Linked DNA regions of Homo sapiens: regions 1, 2 and 3 are each linked to region 4. Evidence: chromatin loops called from intact Hi-C (ENCODE). Cell type or tissue: A673. All regions are shown on one strand. Links, peaks and the distances in the headings refer to the core of each region. The heading gives the core; the rest is flanking DNA. Region 1 has its middle 270 kb from the start of LINC02789. Region 2 has its middle 87 kb from the start of MIR181B1. Region 3 overlaps LINC02789 (long intergenic non-protein coding RNA 2789). Region 4 overlaps LINC02789 (long intergenic non-protein coding RNA 2789).

The links. Peaks named below come from ENCODE experiments on the same cell type or tissue, not always from the same donor. Only the 100,000 strongest peaks of a DNase experiment are listed, where the experiment ranks them.
Region 1: it touches region 4 in a loop (4-fold over the local background); 2 of 110 quality-filtered maps call a loop at or near these places.
Region 2: it touches region 4 in a loop (14-fold over the local background); 2 of 110 quality-filtered maps call a loop at or near these places.
Region 3: it touches region 4 in a loop (5-fold over the local background); 2 of 110 quality-filtered maps call a loop at or near these places.

What each region holds. Positions count from the first base shown.
Region 1 is chr1:199,418,967-199,424,988 of GRCh38, reverse strand. No RefSeq gene overlaps it. Among named protein-coding and RNA genes, the nearest start is that of LINC02789, 270 kb to the right of the region's middle. In A673, for the core only: a CTCF peak has its summit at 2,567 (motif pointing right); a DNase peak (open chromatin) is centred at 2,578; H3K27ac peaks cover 1,319 bases.
Region 2 is chr1:198,768,660-198,774,681 of GRCh38, reverse strand. No RefSeq gene overlaps it. Among named protein-coding and RNA genes, the nearest start is that of MIR181B1, 87 kb to the left of the region's middle. In A673, for the core only: a CTCF peak has its summit at 2,933 (motif pointing left); a DNase peak (open chromatin) is centred at 2,901; H3K4me3 peaks cover 292 bases; H3K27ac peaks cover 4,797 bases.
Region 3 is chr1:199,222,793-199,228,814 of GRCh38, reverse strand. All of the region lies in intron 3 of LINC02789 (long intergenic non-protein coding RNA 2789), which reads right to left. Among named protein-coding and RNA genes, the nearest start is that of LINC02789, 77 kb to the right of the region's middle. In A673, for the core only: no CTCF peak of the experiment used is centred there; DNase peaks (open chromatin) are centred at 1,184 and 2,454; H3K4me3 peaks cover 499 bases; H3K27ac peaks cover 2,844 bases.
Region 4 is chr1:199,310,110-199,316,131 of GRCh38, reverse strand. All of the region lies in intron 3 of LINC02789 (long intergenic non-protein coding RNA 2789), which reads right to left. Among named protein-coding and RNA genes, the nearest start is that of LINC02789, 160 kb to the right of the region's middle. In A673, for the core only: a CTCF peak has its summit at 2,436 (motif pointing right); DNase peaks (open chromatin) are centred at 2,541, 2,911, 3,321, 4,461 and 1 weaker place; H3K27ac peaks cover 4,364 bases.

The sequences.
Region 1 (6,022 bases), core at 642-5,641, 110 kb before region 4:
GTAATTCTTTTTGTAAAGGTCTTTTACCTCCTTGGTTGAATATATTCCTAGGTATTTTATTTTACTTTTGAAGCTATTATAAACAAGATTACCTTCTTGACTTTGTTCTCATCTTGACTGTTGTTGGTGTATAGAAATGCTACTGATTTTTATACAGTGATTTTGTGTTCTGAAACTTTACTGAAGTAATTTATTAAATCTAGGAGCTTTTGGAGGAGTCTAGAGTTTTCTAGACATAAACTCATATCACCAGTGAATAGAAATAATTTGACTGTCTCTATTCTATTTTGGATGCCTTTTATTTTGTTGTCTTGCCTAATTGCTCTGGCTAGGACTTCCAGCAATACGTTGAATAGGATTGGTGAGAGTGGGCATGCATGTCTTGTTCTAGTTTTTACAGGGAATGCTTTCAACTTTTCTCTATTCAGTATAATATTGTCTGTGGGTTTGTCTGTTCTGGCTTTTATTTTTAGATATGTTTCTTTAATGCCTATATTGTGAGAGTTTTTTTTATCATGAAGGGATATTGAATTTTTCTGAATGCCTTTTTTGCGTCGATTGGGATGATCATATTGTTTTGTTTTTAGTTCTGTAATGTGATCAATTGCACTGATTGATTTGCATATAATGAATTATCTTTGCATTCCTGGAATAAAGCCCACTTGATCATGGTGTACTATCTTTTTGATGGACTATTGGATTTGGCTAGCCAGTATTTTGTTGAAGATTTTTGTATCTATGTTCGTCAAGGATATTCGCCTGTAGTTTTCTTTATTTCGTGTGTCCTTGCTTGGAGTTGGTGTCAGGATGATACTGAGTTCACAGAAAGAGTTAGGAAGGATTCCCTCATCTTTGCTTTTTTGGAATAGTTTCAGTAGGATTCATATCAATTCTTCTTTGTATATCTGATACAATTCTGTGAATCCATCTTGTCCTGGGCTTGCTTTTGTGTGTGTGGGGGAGATTTTTAAAGGAGTGATTCTATTTTACTACTCATTACTGGTGTGTTCAGAATTTCTATGTCTTCCCGGTTCAATCTTGGGTGGTTTTATGTTTCCAAGAATTTATTCATTTCTTCTAAGTTTTCTGGTTTGCGTCTGTAGAGCTGTCTATAGTAGTCTCTGATAATCTTGTATTTCTGTGGTATCATTTGTAATATCACCTTTATTATTTCTTATTGTGATTATTTAAATCTTTTTTCTTGGTTATTCTAGTGAGTGATCTATCAACTTTGTTTATCTTTTCAAAAAACGAACTTTTCATTTATTTATTTTTGGTCTTAATGTTATTTCGTTCCGTTCTGATCTTTGTAATTTCATTTCTTCTGCTAGCTTTGGGTTTTGTTTGTTTTTATTTTTCTAGTTCCTTGAGGTGTGATCTTAGGTTGTTAACTTGAGGTCTTCCTATCTTTTTGCTGAAAAATCCACTGATAGTCTGACAGAGGCTCCCTTCATGTAACAAGCTGTTTTTCTAGTGCTGCTCTCAAAATTTCTTTGTCTTTGGATCGTTTTGTATTTATCTCATTTGGTGTTGTTTGGGATTTCTGCATCTGGCTGTTTACTTCCTTCCCCAGGTTTGGGACATTTTTAAACATTTCTTTGAATATGTTTTCTACTTGTTTCTCTCTCTCTCTCTTCTTCTGGAATATTCATAATGTGTATATTGGTCTGCTTGATGGCATCTCATTGTTACTTAAGCTATCTTCGTGCTTTTAAATTATTTTTTCTCTTTTGTTTCACTGACTGGCTAATTTCAGATGACCTTTTTTTGGGTTTCCTGATCCTTTCCGTCACTTGATCTATTCTGTTGTTGAATCTCCCTGTTGAATTTTTTAGCTCAGTTGTTGTATTCTACAGCTCTATAAATTCTGCTTGGTATTTTAAAGAATATTTTATATCTCTTTGGTGAAATTCCTAGTTTGTTCACGCATTGCTGTCCTGACCTTGATGAGCATCTTTATGACCATTATGTTAAATTATCTGTTGGATAAATCAATTATTTCCACTTTATTAGATTATGGAGATTTATCTTGCTTTTGTGTTTGGAATATATTTTTCCTGTTACTTCACTTTCCTTTAGACTTTGTGTTGATTTTTGTACATTAGATAAGATAGCCACCTGGTCAGATTGGCCTCATGTGGGAGTTAAACTTCATCAGCTAGCCTAGCTAGAAATACTGGGTACCTCTCAAATCTTCGTACCTGTCAAAAATCACTGCTTTTGTTCTTAGTGGATCGCAGGAGATTAGGGTGTGCCAAGTCTCAATAGTGTCTTGAAATAGGTGAGATAGAAGCCAGTCCTTCAAGAAAATGAAAAATTTTGGGTTCTAGATGTGAGGTCTAGTTTCCCTTCTCTTCAAGGAAACAGTGGAAGCTAGAGTTTATCTCTCACTTGCTCTGCACTAAACTGGACAGAGTATCTGTGGCAAATGTCTGTACTCTTGTTCAGACAGCACACTCTTTCAATCCATTGCTTTGCTCTTTGTCACTCCAGTGGATACCAAGTTCCACCCACTCTTAGAGACAGGTGGCTTAGCTGGAAGCTTAGTTCTATCACTGGAGCATTCCAGCAGGAGGAGCTGTGAGATGCCATTTCAGGCTCCAAGAGGACTATGGATTGCTTCATCAGCTCCCAGATACAGCCTAATTAAAAGCCTGGCCCACAGGCAACAGTTGGGATAGTCGAGACATTAGGTGTGCTGTCAAACTTCTTCCAGAAAGCAACTCAAAGCTTATCATTTGTGTTTTCTAACTCTGTCTTGAATTGTGAGAAACAGATGCTAGAAGTGTGCACTCATTTAAAATGGCCTCTTTTTTTTTGGCTGTGGTTCTGAGAAGTTACAAATGCTGATCCCTTTTAGCTCCCAGGGGGAGGTGACTTTGGAGCTAGTCCCTTGATTGGGAGCTGTAAAAGTTAGGATACTTGAGGTGTGGACAAACTCCTTCCAGAGAGAGCTGGAGATACAGCTTTGTTGCTAGAGCAAGCAAGCTGAGAGGAGAAGGCATGAGAAGTGCACACATGCCCATTCAAACCTCTGGAGGATTTCTATTCATTTTTCCTTCAGTTCCCAGATGCAGGCTAATTAGATGCCTGACCTTTAGGCAGGAGCTAGGAAAGTATACAGTAAGACCTCTTCAAGTGAGAAGCTGGGAGATGGACATTTTTGCTTGCTCACGCTGCATGGAACCTGGAGGGGATAGCTGATGAAAGTGATCATTAAAACTGCCTCTGTTCATTGTGGTGCTATAACACTCATGAATTCTGAGCCCTGTTTACTCCCAAAGCTAAGTGACTTAGAAGCTGATTTCTCAGCTGGCAACTGTAAAAGTTCGAGTACTATGTGTAAGGTCTAAACCCTTCACTCCTTAGTGAGAAGTTGTGAATTGGGAGTTCCCTTCTGATGGTAAGGTGCTGTGCTTGGGGTGGGGTTTGTGGTACAAGTATGTCTCAGATTTTTCTACTCAATTTAATGTGGATATTTTCTCATTTGCCCTCTGTGTGAAACTAGCTTCTGGATTTCTCTCAGAGGAACTTGATCAGTGTGTAAGTTATTAGTGAATTGATGGGAGGAGGAAACATCAGGAGCTTCCTTTTCCACCATCTTGCTGAAGTCCTTCAGTCTAGTGTTTAATTTTTACCACGGACATTTTATGCTCCAAGTAGCATTTGATAGGGTTGATCCTTTATGGAATTTTTTTAGCATTTGTCTTACATAAACAAGTGCTTCTATTTTTGTCTCTTACTCCATTGACTGTTCTTTGTCAAGATTATTTTTAAGATCCTCATCTTTTCTATCTACTCTGACTTCCTAGGTGATTTGATCAACCCTGTATCCTTTTTTCTCATCCTTCTGCACATGAGGGAACCCTTTATCTTGAAATCTGTCACCAAAATATTAAAATTAGTTTTGCTTTACTTCTTTTTGTTATTATTATAGCATTGAGGGTTATCTTTGTTTTTGTTGCATGTATCAGAACTTTGTTGTTTTACGTTATTTTGTGGTGTTCTATTGTGTGAAGATTCCACAGTTTATTTCCTCATTCTATTGGTGATGAAAATTGAGTTCTTTATGATTTGTGGATATGGTACATAAAAATACTATAAATATTCTTGGCTATGGCTTTCATTGGATGTAGTGCTTATTTTGGTTGGGAATGCATTCAAGAATGGAATTAGAGATATATCTAGTATATCTAATTTTAGTAGATACTGCCAAAGTTTTTTAAAATGTTTGTATCAAATCACACTTCTGTAATTAATGTGGAAGAGTTTCATTTACTCCAAAATTTCACCAACATTTGATATTGAAATTCTTTTTAATTTTAGCCATGGTGGATATATAGTGGTATGTCATGATTTTAATTTGCATTTTTCTGATGACTAATAATATTGAGAGTCTTTTCAAATGTTTATTGTTCATTTTGATATCCTTCTTTCTGAAAGTGAAGACTTCTTTTCAAGTCTTTGCTTATATGTCTTGAATTTTTACCTATTTTTAAGTTAATAATTTGAAATTTACTTTTTAGAAATTCTAAAATGCTTTTAGCATTTTATGTATTTGAGATATCTTTTCCCACTCTATAGCATGTTTGCCTTTTACTTCCTTTTCTTAATTTATTTAATTCTTAATTTGACATTAAGGAGGTACAAGTGCTTGTCTGTTACATGGGTATATTGCATGCAGGAGGGGATTGAGCTTCTGATATACCCATCACCCATATAGTGAACATTATACCTGATAGATAATTTTTCAACTGTTGCCCCTCTTCCAGAGTCCTCCCTTTTAGAGTCACCAGTTTCTATTATTTCCATTTTATGTTCCTGTATATCCATTGTTTAGCTTCCACTTATAGGTGAGAACATACGGTATTTGGTTTTCTGGTTCTGAGTCAGTTCACTCAATGGCCTCTGGCTTAATCCATGTTGCTGCAAAGGGCATGATTTTATTTTTTATGGCTGCATAGTATTCCATGGTGTATATTTATCACATTATCTTTATCCAGTTGACTCTTGATGAACACGTAGGTTGGTTCCATGACTTGGTCATTGTGAACAATGTTACAATGAAGATACAAATACAAGTGTCTGTTTGATGTAATGATTTATTTTCTTTTGGGTAGATAACCAGTAGTGGGCTTGCTGAATGGAATAGGAGTTCTGTTTTTAGTTCTTTGAGAAACCTTCATACTGTTTTCTATAAAGATTGTACTAATTTACATTCCCATCAACATTGTATAAGCAGCCCCCTTTCTCCTCATCCATGCCAACACTTGTTTTTTTGACTTTTCAATAATAGCCATTCTGGGGAGGGGTCAAGATGGCCAAATAGGAATAGCTCTGGTCTGCAGGTCCCAGTGAGACCAATACAGAGGGAGGTGATTTCTGCATTTCCAACTGAGGTACCCAGTTGCAAAATAACCAGCTAGCATCATGATGACAGGATCAAATTCACACATAACATTATTAACCTTAAACATAAATGGACTAAATGTCCCAATTAAAAGGCACATACTGGCAAATTGGATACAGTCAAGACCCATAGGTATGCTGGATTCAGAAGACCCATCTCATGTGCAAAGACACACATAGGCTCAAAATAAAGGTATGGAGGAATATATACCAAGTAAATGGAAAGAAAAAAAAAAAGCAGGGGTTGCAATCCTGGTCTCTGATAAAACAGACTTTAAACAAACAAAGATCAAAAAAGACAAAGAAGAACATTACATAATGGTAACGAGATCAATGCAATAAGAAGAGCTAACTATCCTAAATATATATGCACCCAGTACCGGAGCACCCAGATTCATATAAACAAGTTCTTAGAGACCTACAAAGAGACTTAGACTCCCACACAATAATAATGGGAGACTTTAACGCACCACTATGTATATTAGACCAATGAGACAGAAAATTAACAAGGATAATCAGGACTTGAACTCTACTCTGGACCAAGCAGACCTAATAGACATTTACAGAACTCTTCACCCCAAATCAATAGAATATACATTCACCACATAGCATG
Region 2 (6,022 bases), core at 299-5,298, 540 kb after region 4:
AAGTTGGATATTTAAACTGTAAGATGTTAATGCGTGTAGTCAAGTGAGGCAGCAGAAAATTAGCTGAGTAAGGAGAACAGGCAAAGCATCAGGACAGGAAAGAAAACCCTAAATTAATGGGCAGAAGAGTTACAAACACAAAAGCAATGAAAGGTCCAAACCCCAAGCTGCAAAACCAGTTGGTTCAAACCGCTAGTCACAAATAGTACATGAAGGAAAATTTAAAGTACTTATAATTAATAAAAAGAATTTACCTCTCCTGGGACAGCAGCAGTTTGAAAAGGAGAGAAAGGGTTTGTATAAAAATCAAGGATGTTTTGCCTTTTCCCATGAAGCTGTGAAGAAAGGAAGAAAGCTAGGGGAAATAAGAAAAGACGATTTGCCTCTCTGGGACACATTCCTCCTGGTGACAGTCCTCTTTCTCCCCCTGGTCCTTCTTAGCACACAAAGTAGATAGGCTATATGCTCTATAAAATAAGAGTCTGCCTTCTTGGGATCTATAAATCAAAGATGCCACAGATATGTGATAGTGAGTCTGAAGTCAATACAGGTCATAAGGACAGATTAATCAATCCTGTGAAGATGTTTTGCAGATGACAAACACTTGACCAAAATGATAACTGACCATGTGGTTAAGGGGCCATATTTTCTCATAAGGTAGTACTTTCCAAACTTGTTCACCTCAAGAGCTCTGAGTAAATGAAGTAGTTAGAAGACATACTGGAGCCAGGCATGGTGGCTCACACGTGCAATCTCAGCACTTTGAGAGGCTGAAGCAGGAGGGTCACTTGAGCCCAGGAGTTCAAGACCAACCTGGGCCACATAGGGAGACCCCATCTCTACTTAAAATAAAGAAATTAAAATAGACAGATGTGGTGGCATGTGCCTGTAGTCCCAGCTATTCAGGAAGCTGAGGTGGGAGGGTCTCTTGAGTCCAGGAGGTTGAGGCTGCCGTGAGCAGGGACCATGACACTGCATTCCAGCCTGGGTGACAGAGGGAGAGACTCTGTCTCAACAAAAAGACACAGCAGAGTAAAGAGGATGCAGGAGAAGATCTAATTCTTGTGCGAGCCTTCTTTATCCCTGCAGGTAACCTCAAGGTTCCCGTGGCTTCAGAACAAGGTGAGGGATATGAGGATCAATGTCAAAGTATACAAGGGCCTCCTTCATATGGTTGGGAAGCTTTGCCTTAAGAGACAGTTTTAGATCTCCTGAGTAATTACTCTTAGAGGCGGGGAGCCGCACAGTAAGAGGAATGGATATAAGCAAATGTCAAAGTTAAACAGAAATCTTGGAAAATGTTGTATAGGGAAACTGAGCCCAATACAGACTAAGGTGATGTCTCAAGTGGTAAATATAAATGAGCAAAAGAGTCATTATTTCCCTGGAGTGAAAAGGGAGATCCTGTCTCTTCCCTCTTCATTTTCTTCTTCCTCCTCCTCTTCCTCTTTTTCCTACTCTTCTTCCTGCTCTTCCTCCTCCCAACATGGAACTTACAGTATACAAATGCAAGCAACAGAGGCAGATAAAGAGAAAAGTAACCCAGCAGACCAACAGCAACAGTTTTATACAATGGAAATAGGACTGGTAAAATATAGTGTTGAGGTGGCCAACGTTCAGGCTGCTGTGTTTTGTCAGGCCAGAACCATGTTTTTAAAATAATTGAATTTGAGTACTTTTCAGTAAAGTATATATTTTCTATGTTTTTGAAGCTGCCACCACTTAATATTTTATCAAGTTTTTTCATTTGTTTTTGTTATTTTCCTAACCTCTGAAGATATTTGAGTTTTGCAAACCCCAGCTTTTGAGTGATTCAGAGAGGACCTTAAAGCCAGCATTGTGAGAGGCATAACCTCTAAAGATGAAGAGTCCAGCAGAGATAAGCTTGGGGCCCAAGGAAAATAATGTACAAAAACAAGACCACAACTAGCAGGAAGACAGAAATGGCTTCTAGTAAGGAAATATTGTTACTATGAGTTATCATAACTGTTTCTAATTTTTAAATTATAAACACAGATTTGTGCATACACATTTTTCTAAAATATATATTTCTTATAGTATTTTTATTAAATATGTCTAGTTTACCACTATATTTTGTTATTTAGTGAATTCTTTCATTTCAAAATGTATCCAGAGAAGATGTTGGAGTATCTAAATTTACATGAACTTAATCTGTCATCTAACTAAGATACTGCTAACTAAATATTTTGGCAGAGAAGACTCTTTATTGAGTCTTCCACATAGCCTAAAGTACATTACATAAATGAACTTCAGGGAATGTATTTTTATATGTCTCAAGATACATAAAGCCTTTGTAACACTGTTTGGATTTGGGTCAAAGAAAAATATGACCCAAACTGTAGCTTTTTTTCTATATATATATATATATAAAATACAGAAAAAATATATAATCTACATATACATATATATAAAAAATAGATAGATAGATAGATAGATAGATAGATAGATAGATAGATAGATTTTGCTTGCTAGTGTTGTGTGAAATGAAGAAAGGTATATGGCTGAAAAAATTAGAGTAAGAAATCTACAAGTGGAATATCTGACTCTAAAAAGGCACTCACTTCCCAGGACTGCCTGCTGTCGTCAGTGAGCTACGAATGGATTTCAATAAAGAGTAAGTAACGATACCAGGCTGGTCCACTTTGGGAAGATTGTATGAAACACAGTATAGAAAAAAAAAATATTTTCCCCAGGAAGAATATAATTGATTTATTCTATAAGTACTTTTCTTAAGTAAGTGTAGGCAACCTCAGTAATATAAAATATCAGCATACTCCTGAAAACCTGTAATGAAAGCAGGTATGACAGTACTGTATGGTTTATTGACATGCACATGTAGGTTGCAGCATTTAGAAACCCACCCACCCCCATCAGAATCAAGCCATTGTAAATGTTTTAGTGCAACCTGGTGGTGATTCTGTTTTCTGCAACAAGGTGATAAAAGGCATTCAAACACATCTATTTAAAAATATTTCAGTATAACAAAATTATCCCAGAGAAAATAGATTGTTCCCATGAATTACTATTCCATGTTACCTAATAATAAAATATAAAAATAAATTGATAAAAACATAGTTTTTTAAAGTTTGCTTTTAATTCAGCATTCATTTAGAAAGGAAATCTATATTTTGGATGAAAAAGTGTCCAAGACTGAAAATCCAGTCTTCACAAATTCATTTTTTTTCCTCAGAGGATAAATTTAGTCAAACTAATTATTTAAATTATTTAAAACATTAATAACTTGGTCTTAGAGAAAGGAAGAGTTGGAATTTAAAAATAAGTAAATTATATTTACATAGAAAAACTCTTAGAAATCCACATCTAAAAACTGAATGCTTATGAAATGTTTTACTAATTAATAAAAATTTCATTTAGAATAATAAAAAAGTATAAGATCATTGTATAATTTACTTCTCTGTTATCTCTAGCATACAAACACCACAGAATTCATTTAGGTTGTATGTGAACCTTATAAGTTTTCTGTTTTTTTTTTAAAGAAAAATTTGTCTACTTCTCATAAATCAAGACTTAGGAGACCCAGTTTGATTGAGATTGAAATCCTGCTGCCAACTCAGAGAAGATTTACTTTCCCGAGAGCATTCAGGGACTTATTTCTTCTAATATTTTAGATGATAAATTATTGGGGTCAGAACTGTTGAGAAGTTTGAATATTCTTTCAAGATTTTCTTTTTAGACTTTGAAGAACAGTATCAAGCAAGTATATAAACAAAGCCCAGAGTTTCCACAGTGCATTTATCATGAATCCACTGCCTCTCACCTCTTGGGGAATATTTACATTTTCTTTAAAGATTTGATGATTGTACAGGATTAAATATCAGTCTTATTTCTAAATTAATGATTTAGTGTTAATCATCAAGCCAGTTATTCTAATTTAGAGATGTTCCTTTATGGAGAACTTTAGCTTCAAATATGATTATTTTGCTGAACTTGGATGGACTATCTACTTTGTTGTCTATAATGGGTTAGCCCAACTTTAAAGAGCTTTACACAATGGAAAAAGCAAGTGCTTCTCTTATTTAATACCACAAAGAAATTATACTTTCCTTTGGTAAAATTCACTTATTTTTGAGCTTATTTCTATGAACATGAGCTATTTCATACTTATAAAACTTCATTTATTAAAAATATAGATTCTCATGAATAAAATTATTAATGTTTTAAATGCCCATTTAGTAATAAAGTCACTTCACTGTATCCCTGTAAAATTCATGAAACATTACATTATTTGTGCTATATGTTGTCCTATGACAGAACTACCTGTTTGGTTTGATGCAGTGAAATTGTTCAATATGCATCCAGATGGAAGTTAATGACATTTATTTTTGCACATGTCTGCTGGGAAAAAACTCCAATGGAGACTTCTGGGGCATCATATTTTATTAGCTCCTTTAAAGCAATCCCCATTTCCTGTCTTAAAACTTGGTAGGTGGAGTGTGAAATTATTTTTAGTGAGGGTAAAGAAACTAAGCAAGAGGTCCTACAGCCAGGTGCTCCCCTCCAGGTCAAAAAAAAATCTTCAAGAGTGAGAAGCCTCAGAACAACTTTGCTAAGTATACTTGGCTTCATTCCGTCACTTTTTAAAGTTCCTCTCTGAATTCCCCTTACTTAAGCCCCCACTTTCGTGTCCCAGTCTCACTGACACAGTGTTGTATGAAAATTTACTCTGCTCTCTAAATGGGGTTTGGGGCAGACCATAAAGGCCCCCAAAAAGCTTGCTTCCTTCCACTTAAAACACCTCCAGTAAATGTCCCCCAAACACATCATGTGCCAGGTGCTTGAAAGACAAGGGGCAAAGTGGCAAGCTCACTGGGGGATGAACTCTGTTAAGGTGAATCAAGATGAAGAAAAGACACAGGGGGTAAAGCATGCAGTGAAATTGTTGAAAATGATTAGTCCCATTGGAGAACTAAAGCAGCTAAGCATCCTGGAAGCTGGGGAAAACAGCACAACATTTATTCTAAGACAAAAAACCAAGTTTGTGAGTGATGTGGTTGAGAAAAAATGATAATAAGGTTGAGAACTAACTGTAGTAAATATTTTACTGGAGGTTGATATAATTTATATTTCAAAAAAGTTGTGAGGGTGGCTATGTATACATAGTGGCAGAGGGTATATAGGATATCATCCTGCCTTCTCAATTTTCTTGTGAACCTGAATTTACTCTCTAGAAAAGTCTCAAAAACTAAAAAAAATTAAAAGTTCAGACATGACTAAAACCAAGGTGGTTTATTCTTATAATAGCAATTAAAACATACCTATTGAACATTTAGATGTTTCCACTACTGCAAGTTGCTACAGAAAAGTTATACGGATAGGTACGGGTATAGTTTCTGATCTTGAGGAATGATGTTCCCTAAGGGAGATACTCATAAAAAGATTACAGTGGAATATGATATATACTATGGTAGAATTATAATCAATGTGCTATGAAGGTAAGATGAAGAGACTAATACATTCTGGCTGTGAGGCAGTGAGACCATCTTTACAGATCTGGCGATATTTGGAAGGTGTCTTAAAGGCATTGATGTTTACGATAACTGGAAAAGAGCTCAGGTTATCTCATCAAGGAAGTCTGGAGCTGGGCAAAGGAAACATAGATAAAAAGAGCAATACCTGGAATAGGAAAACGTTGTAACTAATATGCTCAGAGAGCTATTTCCATCATAGAGCACCTATACAAGGTGATTAAAAATGAATACCCTGAGAATAAATTTAAAAGAATTTGTGGAAATGAAATTATATTTAAGAGAGAAAACATCAATAGAAGATACAAAAAGTTGAAGATTCTCGAAGAGTAGAATGAAAGGACAATGAGATTTTTAAAATTGGCAATAAAATATAAGAAAATTAGGGAATGCAGATGTTCAATACAAAAACAAGGTTCTGTATCTTCACCCTTTCACACGTAAATACACAAAGAAGAAGAAATGGGTAAAAGAGAGAAAAAGAGATACAGAAAGAAATTGACAGGATAGGCAGA
Region 3 (6,022 bases), core at 279-5,278, 87 kb after region 4:
CTTTAATGTCAATCTTCTATTCATGAAATTTTTGGATTCAACTTTGATTTCTCCATTTGATTCTTATAAGTGTTCACTCCTTCACAGACCTATCTTTTTGTCTTCCAAATGTTCCTTTAACCTATCATTTTTTGTCGGGGGGGGGGGAATTCCCTAATGCTGTGCTTAAGAGAATAATATGACCCCCATAAGGTTAAAAAAAAAACCAAATAACCAATTGACTCAAGAGAATTATCAGATGTTACAGAAACTGCCACTAACCAAGCACTGGAAAAAAATATATATTTGTGTTTTTTTTTTTTGTCTTTTCTTTTGTATTCTTTTTTTATTCCTACTTTTTTTTAATTGCTGCAGCCACTTACACATCCTTGTCCATGCCCAACATATAAATGCAAGAATAAGCATGCATTTTACAGAAAAGGCATCATTACTACACTGTCTGCTTTCTATGTTGTATCAACTATATTTATAAACAATTCTGTACTGTGTGAAAAAAATTTGGGTCCATATTATCTCATTGAATTGTGGGCTCTTTCTGTATTTTTAATTGAACCATGTGAAGAGGAAATATGACAAGTTGACCCTCCATGCCAAAATTTTTGTTGGAGACGATCACATAGTGAATAAAGTTTTACTTTTTTTGAGAGGTTTAGCAACAATGGTAGCCCAGCTCAGGCAAAAGAAGGAATAAAATAACCAATTTCTTTTCATAATGTACCCAGAGCTTACATATGAAAAGGAATAATAAAACCAGAAAAATAAACTTTTAAATTTCTTCTTGATACTTCTTTAAAATATTGCAGTGACATTGTATGTAAAGAAGCTTATGTATGGTAGGATGTAAGTTATTCCTTCAGTAGTTTCGAGTATTTTCTAAAATGTTTTTATTATTTTATTCAGTGATAATATGACTAATTTCCTTTACTAAAAATTAAAGAGTTAGCATAATAGTAATTCCATTGTAATAAGAAAAAATATTTCTTGAAATCATATATGTTAAAAATGCCTCAAAGGCACAAAAGAAATTCCACAGCATGAAATTCTCAAATTTCAAAATGAGGATGCATGCATCTTACGTCTTACGCTGGAATTTTCATTCGCTAATCAATTATGCATAATTTCTATTCATCATGTTCACAGAAACATTTTTCCTGCAAATAGTGAGGCAGAGACCAGGATCTCCTAAGTTTACATAAATCAAATTTTGGCAATTATAAGGGATTTTGCTTGGTCTGAGACTGGTCTATGGGGTTTTGCCATAAAGTCTGTTCACAGCTAACAAAGGAATTTTTCGCTTGTAAATAATAGGCCAAATACAAGCCCCCATGAGCCTTTTCCATTATGTTTCTTTCTTGAGGCTGTTCATTCTGTTTTCTTTTTTCTATGGTTGGATTTGTTGCCATATAAAATAGCAGTTTCAAACATTCTTTGTGATGGGTAATCCTATTAGTTTGGAAAAATGATTTTCCTGAAATTTGGAAAACAGGATAATTTGCCTCTTGCCACTTTTCACATATGCCATTATTTGATCACAATACTCTTTTTAGTTGCCATAAAATAAGAAAGGCTCTATGTCTTTTTTAAAAAAAATGTTCTTTTATTCTAACTTGGAAGCCTAATTAGTCCAGATTGTATTAAAATGCCTTGTTTTTGCTGCTTTTGTCAGAGAAGAGTTAGAACATGATGCCTCTCTTGGTAGGTCACAGACTGAAGAGGCCTGACCCAGGGAATCAAATGTCTGACCTGGCCTGACCCTAACCTCTACTTAAAATCAAGTCTTTACTTTTATTTAAAAACAGAGGTATACTTTCCATGTATCTTTTTTTTCTCCTTGTCCCAGCTGCTAAGAAGTACTCGTGGCTATTCATCTGAGAGCTCAGGGTGGGAAATTACATTTTCCAATCTTCTCAGTTTGGAGAATGGGCTCTGGGCTTGATTTACTCATGTTTACTTAGGGAAAATGCGACTATATTGTCTAGAAATTTTATGTAAGAGAAAAGCAACCAGAAAAATTCAGAATTAGATGAATTGTGGGTTTTCCTTCCACTGCACATGAAACATAAGCAATCATTTATTTCAAATGAATACTTAACACTGAATTAAAAATTATTCCTGATTGTGTTTTAGCAATTAGATAAAACATTTGGCTGACATATTAAAAAATTACAGTGGCAAAACATTTAAAACAGTATCAATTTTCTGTTGGGAACATAGGAGGTTGGGTGAGCTCCTCTAATAATAATACCATTAATCACTCTATGGTTTTGTGCTCTCACTTCTTAGGCAAATGATCAATACCCTTAATTTTAGGCTGGCTTTTATTGTACGGCTCTGTGATTCTTTTTTTCTCTGTTTGTGTGGTTCTTACAGTAAATTTAATTTATGACTGTGTAGGGTGATATATCCTTAGGTCATATCCTGTAATCTTTCATGTGGGGAATTCCCACGGAGTTATTCTGTGAGATCTGATGGCAGACTCTTTTGCTTTTACTTTAAACATCTTTACTTTTTGGGGGGTTGGGGGTGTGGGAGGTTTGCTAATTCAGTGCATTCCAAATTATAATGTACAGAGCTTTTATTCATTCATTCAGTCATGTAATATAACTCTGCAGACTTGAGTAGCCACAGAGGTTCCTTCTTATTCTAAATTCAATAATTTGTACCTTTGAAAATAAAAACTCTTTAGGGCCTCACAAGCTCAAATTTTCCCACTGTCTAGCTCTCGTTATCATAGCTAGCTTATTTTAAGAAAAGAGCTAAGTTTTCTTTTGTAGTCAAATCTTACTAGTTGTGATACTCAGTGTAGTAGCCAAATGTCAGCCTTAATGGTAACACGGCTTTAATTTTTTAGAGTAAGGCACATTGTTGTATTGGCATTTTCAAATTCAAGTGCAGCAAACATAGTCAAGTGTAGTAAACATACCTCTTCAGCCTGTGATGCTTTTGCTATGTTGATTTAATCACAAACAGCAAAGAGAAACACACTAAAAATCTCTTTGAAAATGGAAGTGAGTTTCTAGAAATATATCAGAATAATGATTTATTTTTCAGTTGGTCTATGTGACGTAAGTTAAAATGCAAGTAAAAATTAAATCTAGATGCGCATGCCTTGATTTAAAATTATTGAAATGTTCAAAATTGAAAGGTTCTTCAATTTGTGAAGTACATGAGGTCTGAGCCATGTATAGGACAATTTAAAATTATACAAGCTCTCTAAACTTCCCAGAGTGCTTCAATTTGGACGTTATCAGGGTTCCAGGAATGTATAATGCATAGAAATTTGAGGCTGCTGAAAATACTCTTTTTTTTTTTTTTAAAGAGTTCTTCTCTTGTGTTCAGACATCTGGGCATGTGCAGACACTGAAGAATAAACTGATGTAAACTTGTTTGAGTGCTTCAATTTGTAAGTGATTCGAAGAGCCGCCCAAATCACTCAGCACATGTTCTAATGGTTAGAACTGCCACATTCAACAAGTAGAGGGAAAGATGAAACTAAATCTTCACCAAGAGAAAAAAGGCTAATGGCTCAGGAATTCAAACATTTTCAAAAATATTTTACAATATTTTAGGAAAGATGACTTGAAATATGGCAAAGACATTATTAAAGGAGAGAATTCAATTAAACTTTTTGTCAAGGCCTCCCTTATGTTAATTTCACACTGTGCTATTTGTGAACTATACTCAGGCAGTCTAATTGACTTACTGTCCCTTGAATGGCCCACATTTGACCATGTTGATGTCTTTTTGATCTGTTTGCTCTTGCTGGTAGCTCAATTCTGAAAATAGATTTCATTTTGCATGTCAAGTCACTTCTCTTACTGGTGGTTGCCTGGAGTGCTGTGTTGAGAATTCAGAAGTCACATTAGGCAGTAAAAGAGGGTCATAATTAACGTTGCCACCATGGACAATGGAATGACATTTGGGATCATAGAATTTTTGTTTTGTTTTGTTTTTGTTTTCCCTATTCATGTCTTGTTTTCCTTCAAGATTCTGTTCAGGTAAGACTCAAGATATCCCAAACATGTCTAATTGAAGTTTTTCAATATTACAGCCCTTGATCTTCATCAATACAGCATTTTTACCCCTTAAACTTTTAAATATTGAAAGAATGATTAAAATTTTAAAATTCAATTGATGGTTGTTTTATTTTCTGTTTCAAGAATGTCTCATATTAATAGATAATAATAGAGAATTTCTACATACACTGATATAATGGACCTTCCTGGTCTTATGTTTGCCCCTTCTTAGCTGTATGACTTTAGGAAAGTCACTTTACCTCATTGAATTCCATCAGCTTCATTTGTTGAGGAGTTAAATAAGGTCCTTTCCCACTCTGAGCTGTGAACTTCTAGTGATAAAAGTGGGATCAATGAGGCACCTATCCTTGGATACTGAAATGTCAGATTGAAACATAAAAATGGTAATATTCCTGAGTGAAGTGGATCCTCTCAGCATCCTGGAGAAACTTCCCTAGTCAAGTCTGGAATTTCTGAGCTATTGTTCCCAATAGTGGCAGGTGTTGGGCCAAATATTTGGCATAATTTTAGAGGCTGCATGGGAACTTTTAGTTCTTTTTCTAAATGGTCCCTGTCTATCAACTGGTGCTGATAATTGTTTAGGCTGGAACAAAAAATTTTATTTCCCAAATTAAAAGACAGGAATGCTGAATAGTAGAAAGAACAGATGTTTGAGGGGCAGAAAGACCTGAATCACTTCTCTATTACTCATCATTTTTATAAACTTTCACATGTTTCATAGAGTCTCTGAGCCCCAGTTTCCTCGTTTGTGAAATGGTAATAATAATATCTATTTCATAGATTTCTGGGAAGAAATAAATACGAAAATGTGCATAAATTGGTCTAGTACTATCGTGAACTGAATGTTTGTGTCCCCTAATTCACATGTTGAAGCCCTAACTGCCAATGTGATGGTTTAGGAGGTGGGGACTTTGGGAGGTAATTAGGTCATGAGGGTGAAGCCCTCATGAATGGGATTAGTGCCCCTACGAAAAGAGAAATGAGTTTTCTTTTGACTATGTGGGTATACAATGAGAAGTCAATCATCTAGAAACCAGGATGCCAGCCCTCCCCAGACTCTGGATCTTGGACTCCTCAGACTCTAGGACCATGAGAAATAAATTTCTGTTGTTTAAGTCACTCTGTCCTTGATAATTTGTTATATAGTAACCCAAATCAACTAAGACAAGCACCTAGTAGACTTTCAATGATTAATTCATTTCCTTTTCCTTCTTTCAATGAAAAGAATTTTGTTTTTCTACTATGTGTAGAAATTGTAGTCTGAAATTTAGAAATATGTGTGCAGAATTGGATTGGGGAAGGCTTTAAATGATGGGCAGTGGAGATTGACATCCAGGCAGTAATGAAAAGTCCTAAAAAACTCTGAACAAGAGAATGTTATGTTTACAGCTGTCTAAAGATTAAAGTTGGCAGAAGGATAGATGAACATGGCTAGTAGTAGCTAGGAGAAAGACATTGACAGCCTAAGGTTCTCATGTAGGCAAAAGTGCCCGTAGGGGTGGGGACAGTGGAATAGAGCAAGACAGGGAGGCAAGGGGGATCAATTGAGAGGTCAATTACCAGGACTTATACCTAATTAAATGAGTGAAGAAAAATGTCCATAGTAACCAGATTTTTAATTTTCTAGTAACTAGATCTCAAACCCCAGACAAATTGTTTAAATCTCTCTGAGTTTTAGCAAAACGTATAGCTACTGGCATCTGTAGCCCAGAGAGTATAAAATGGGGGAATTTAATGTGATCTCTTATTTTACTTTTAACTTGATAATTTTAATTGTATTCTACTTCCCCCATAATAAGTCACAGGGACCATTGTTAAATTTAATTAAGATATTTGATAAATATAATGTCACTGGCTGTAAGAAATGAGCATAAAGCTATAGGAAGTAAATTAGAAAGACAAAAAGACATGCTTACTTCATGAAAACATATGAGAATGAAAAGATCTAGTCATGCTTGTGGAGTAGACATAGTGTGCCAATACTC
Region 4 (6,022 bases), core at 443-5,442:
AAAAATTAACCCATGACAAAATATTATAAATAATATCAGAGGAGGAGCTCAGTTATATCATAAGTTTTAGTTCAACAAAGATTTGGGTGAGTGTTGGTTTGGAAACTAAGGTAGAAAGGATAGAGAAGGTCCAAGCCCAGGAGCCTGAGAAAGCACTCAACATAGAATATCACAGGTCTGTAGCATACTCATTACATTTATATTTGTGAGGAAGGAGTTAAAACAGCCAGCCTGTGATCCACTGACTTATACCAGGGGATGCCTCCAGTCCTTTTCAATGGGACTCTGGGTAAATAATAATATGTTCTAGGAGAATGAAACCTTGTCTCTGAAATGTCCTTAGCAAAATGTCCCTGGATAAGGATTACTAAGAGTAAGTAGAAGCCAAACATGGCTCTTGGGGAATTTCACGTGGTCTCTACAGCTCTCTGGAGGTAGAGATGTTTTGTAGTTGAAATGCTCCCGCTGTATGAGGAAACCCTGGACCTCACTTAGAGACCTCATCTATTCTGAACCAGATGGGCATGTCTAATGTGGGTAAGAAGGACCTGGGAGCCCCTCTCAATATCCCAGACCTCTCTCTGGTCCCTTTAAGATTTTAAAAAGTGCCTATATTCTTGTAATAATTTATTAAGTCTTGACAATGGGTAAGATCTCTGCCTCACATAAGTCTTACTTGATAATCTAATCCTTTGCGTTAGTCCAACAATCAGTTATTACCATTATCTAAATCAATGGGTCTCAGATACACTATGCATATACCTTGGATGGGAAGCTTGTAAAATGTAGATTTCTGGGCCATCTCATAGATATATGGATTCAATAGGACACTGTACTTATTTGTGGATGTAGAATTGTGTATATAAAAAAATGATTTGGAACTGTCTCTAAACCAATCTTTTGCTGGCACAGTTCTACACCTTTCTGTTGCATTTAAGTATCTTCAGTATATTGACTTATTTCTTGAATTCATTGTTTTTGCCTATTTTTAATGCATTTGCATAACACACAAAAGCTAGATTCGTGTGGGAAATACTAAAAGTAAATGATATCATCTTCTTTCATATGGAAACAGTTTATTTTTTTCTCTTCATAAAAGAGTTGAGAGTTTGGTTATTCAGAATTTTGTAGAACTTTTTCCAAACCATTTGATTGCTTTGCTTTTTAATATAACATGTCTAAAAGTTTAGCATTTACCTTTGGATGGATATGTTCAACATATAATTGAACACACAATTGTAAAGCACCTTTTAAAGATGCGTGCTAGATTTTTATTCTGTTTCTTTCATATACATTTAGTCCTAATGAAACCCACTGTTTATTTTAGCAATGATTTTAGCTATGTTCAAAGAGACAAAAGGGGGCCACAAAGTTAAAAGATTGTAGGGAGGTGGGTAGGGATGGAGGAAGAAGTGGAAGGAATTTCTAGCAAGTCTCCTATAAATACACAGCATTATTTCAAACAGAGAAATATTTGACAATTATAACCCTACCTTCTTAAAGAGATATGTAATTCTTATATTACTAAGTACAACCTATAACAAATTAGATTACAGAAGCAGTGTATTCTGCAAACATACAATTCTCTGGCCACATTCTTGTTCTTATGTTCCAGTTTTTAGTTTTTCTTGTAATGAAGTGCATTTGTTCACTCTGTTACTTTTTCTACCATAAAACATTTTACATCAAAAAAGTAGCCTTCAAATTAATGATTAGTAAAGAGAGACAATTACATTTAGCTAAGTATTGAAAAAGTTAAAGGGTTTTAAATCTATTTAGCCCTAGCAAAGCCCAACTTCCTGGTTCAAGTTAAAAAACAAAACAAAACAAAACACACATACAGCTCCTTCGTTGTTAACTGCTTTTTACAAAACACCATCTTGATGAATTAAGAGTAAATGAATGAGAACTATATATGGATAAATTTCGTTTGAAATACACTCAGGATTAAAAAGTTTAAGAAAAATTGCTTTTCGCTAATATGGTTTTGCAGTTTTAGCTGGAATGAAAATGTTTGAAAAATAGAAGTGTTTTGTTGAACCCAAACCTCACAGGTACCAAGTTTTCCAATCCATAAGCCTGAAATGATGATGGTGAAACCTCAGGAAGGTGAAGGTAATGGTCTCATTCTAGGAGGAAGTCAGAGAGAGTATCTCCTTGATCATTTTCAGGGAGTATTCAAATTAGGTTTCATTCTAGAGTTCAGACTTACAAATCTGGCCTGTTACTGTGCGGTATAGCATAGAGATCAAGAGTACAAGTTCTACCCCAGTGTTTCTCAACCTTTTATTCATTATTTTCTTCCTAAGGAGCATTTCAGACACTTTTTTAAATGAAATTTTATTGCTACAAATATATTGTATATCTGTTTATGTGCTGCTTATGTATCTGCGCTCCATAAATTAAAGAGTAGAATTTTTTTGTACCCCCTAGATCCAAATTTTGTCCTCTTGAGGGCAATATTGCCTGCTTTGAGAATGTGTATTCTAGAGCAGTGGTTCTCATCCAAGGGGCATTTTAATCCCTCAGGGGAAATTGGCAATGCCTGAAGGCATTTTTTGTTGTCACAACTGGAAGGAAGAATGGTAGAAGTGGTGCTACTGGCAACTAGAGGGAGAGGCCACGTACACTGATAAACAGCCTACACTGTACAAAACAGCCTCCCACAATAAAAATTATCTGGTCTAAAATGTTTATAGTGCTGAGGTGGAAAAATCCCACTTTACAGCCAGACTGCTTGAGTTTAAATCTGAGATGTACCACTTACTCACTGAGTAACCTTCGGTATGCTTCTGTAAAATGGTAGAATCAATAGTACTGACTGTATAGGGCTAATACGTGGATTAAATGAGTTAATACATACAAAATACTTAGCACAGTGCCTGGCGCATGGAGAATGGTCAATAAAACTTAGCTATTTGTATTTCAAATCCCATTATACTGAAAATAGCAAGTTCTCAGACCAAATTGCAAAATGTGTAAACATCACAAAATCCTTCCTGAAATTTGCACATATATCTATTTATTTTCCTGAAGCATATATAACTGATTTATTCCTATTCCAACTTAAAGTCAGAAGACGTTTTTGTAGTGACTAGTAAACTATTAAATTTGGCAGATTAGTGATTATATGAACAAATATAATGGGAAAGAATCAAGGCTGCTACTGTAGACAAATGCATTTTCATTACACCATGAAAATAAAAAAAAAGACTTGAATGTAACAGCATAATAAATACTTTACTTGGGCGTCAGTAGACAATCAGGAAGTGCCACTTTTAACAGTCAATATATCCTGGTGGCACTTCAGGAAATGCTATTTTTATGAGAATTTTCAGGTTCATAGCACAGTGAAATATGAATTAGTGACTTTGATGTACTTGTGTTACAAATATTTTTGCCGAATACTAGCTGCAGTCTCAGAGTTACTTGCTACTTATTTCCTTTCTATAAGGAGTGCAGTTTTTGCACAGACAATGGGGAGGATGTATATATGAATTTGCCTTGCAGGACATATAACAAAGCATGGCTTATTACAAAAAAATGAAGATCATCCTCATTTCCTTCTTTTCATTTTATAAAGCAAAAATAAAAGGGGGTGTGGGAGAATCTTATTTGCTTTCATCTCCATCCCTTCAGCAAGTCCTACTGACTTGACATTTCCTAACCTGAGCTGGTTTTCCAGGTCATCGGTTCAATTTCTCACTGTTTTCCCAGTCTTTGGTGTGTATTACAAAAATAGGCTGAAATCATCCATGGAAGATTGTTGTTGCTAGGTCTTCTATATTTTTCCTCACCTCCTTTAGCCTTCTACAATCTCAACAAAACTTTCAGAGAGAGAAAGGGGTACTATGAAAGTCTAGCTGAGGAAAGACATGAGTCAGAATTAGAAAGCATGGTCTTTGGAGAAACACTGCCTGGATTTGAGTTCTGGCTCTGCCACTTACTAGTTGTGTTCTTGTTACCTGGTGAAGATAAATGACCTAACATCAGAGAACTTGCATTAGAGCTGCATCTGGGACATGAATGTGTTCGTGGTAGAATGTTAGCTGTTGATTATTTGCTCACCATGGCTACAACTGAATCCCCGCTGCAGTGAAAACAGTGGTTCAAGGGTTTAGTAGGCTCAGAAAGATCGCATGCATCCTTCCTTAAAATACTACCTTCCCATTGTTATGGGAAGTCTTATTTTTTGTTGCAGAGGAATTTCCTAACAGTGTTAACTTTTGTTAAATGGTGAACTTCAAGATTTCATCAGCAATGAAAATCAATTCCAACCAGAAATAAAGGCTGGCAACCTAGTTCTTAGACATTACTAAAAAGCATCCATGTAAACATTTCAGTGGTTGATGTAGTTGCATAAAGTCCCTGAAGGCTATATACCCTTCAAATGCCCTCATCTTACGAATGAAAAGTTTCTTTATTTGGGTGCTGTTGGTTCCCAGCAGTCTTTTGTGCTACTGCTGCACTGTCAGCATAAGAAGGGAAGTCACAGGAGGAGGGAAGGACATTCTTTGTCTGGGAGCTAGATCTGTAAAAAGAGTTTTAATCTCACCAACATAAAAGTTCTGTCCTCTCTCATTGCTATGATTTCTACTCTAGAATCACGACCTTGTTGCATGAACTTCTAGAAATGTCTAGACATGAACATAACATTTTATCAAATACCTAAGAAGGTTGTTTTTCTCCCCACTTCTAGGAATTTCCAAGTGAAAGGGCCAGAGAACCACTGCCATTCCTGTATAAATCAGACCTCTTTTAAACAGTAAATTATTAGGAAAGGGACAGTGGTGGTGGTGGGGGCGGGGTGGGGGGGGGCGCTATATTTAGAGGGTGCCATACGTTTGGTTTTATAGCAGTGTCTTGAGAAGTATTTGACTCATGTTAAGAGCATTTGTTACTGGAAAGGGGTTCGATCCAGACTCCAGGAAAGGGTTCTTGGATCTCACATAAGAAAGAATTTGGGGCAAATCCACAGAGTAAAGTGAAAGCAAGCTTGTTAAGAAAGTAAAGGAATAAAGAATGGCTAGTGCATAGACAGAGCAGCAGCTTGAGCTGCCCGACTAAGGATACTTATTTTTACTTCTTGATTATATGTTAAACAAGGGGTGGATTATTCATGAGTTATCCAGGAAAGGTGTGGGCAGTTCCTGGAACTGAGGGCTTCTTCCCCTTTTACACTCTATAGGGTAACTTCTTGATGTTGCCATGGCATCTGTAAACTGTTTTGGTGCTGGTGGAAGTGTCTTTTAGCATCCTAATGCATTATAATTAGCATAGAAAGAACAGTGAGGGTGACGAGAGGTCACTCTTGTTACCATCTTGGTTTTGCTGGGTTTTGGCTGTCTTCTTTACTGCAACCTGTTTTATCAGCAAGGTATTTATGACCTGTATCTTGGGCCAACCTCCTATCCATCCTATGACTTCAAATGCCTAACCTCCCGGGAATGCAGTCCAGTAAGTTTCAGCCTCATTTTACCCAGCCCTTATTTAAGATGAATTTTCTCTGGTTCAAATGTCTCTGACACATTGATCACCATTTATAATCTAGAGTCCTGCTTCAGCCACTAATAGTACACCATTTTGGCAAAACCATCAATCTCTTTGTACCACAATTTTCCTCAGATGCTAATAAAAACCGGATTGAGAGAGGGAAGAATATAGGTGTAGCCAAGGCTTACCTCACAAGTCTTTATGAGAATCAAAATGGGATAAATACAAGTGCTCTACAAGTCATGCGTTTTATGCAAATGTTATAAGGGATTAAGTTTCAGGAGAGTTTTGGTTCACACAGACTTGCTTTTTTTTCCCCTCTTTAACCCAACAGATTTTCTAATCTCATTTAACCTATGCCCCTTTTTGACCTGTAGCTCTTTGAAGGCTGACATTTTATATTGTGTTAAGAATCCCAGAGAACAGTGTAGAAACGGAATGAATGTTGCCTATACATCTAATTTTCTAGAAGGTGTAAGAAGGAAGTTCCATTATGACTCTCTCTAGAATTCACCCAATAGAAGTAGGA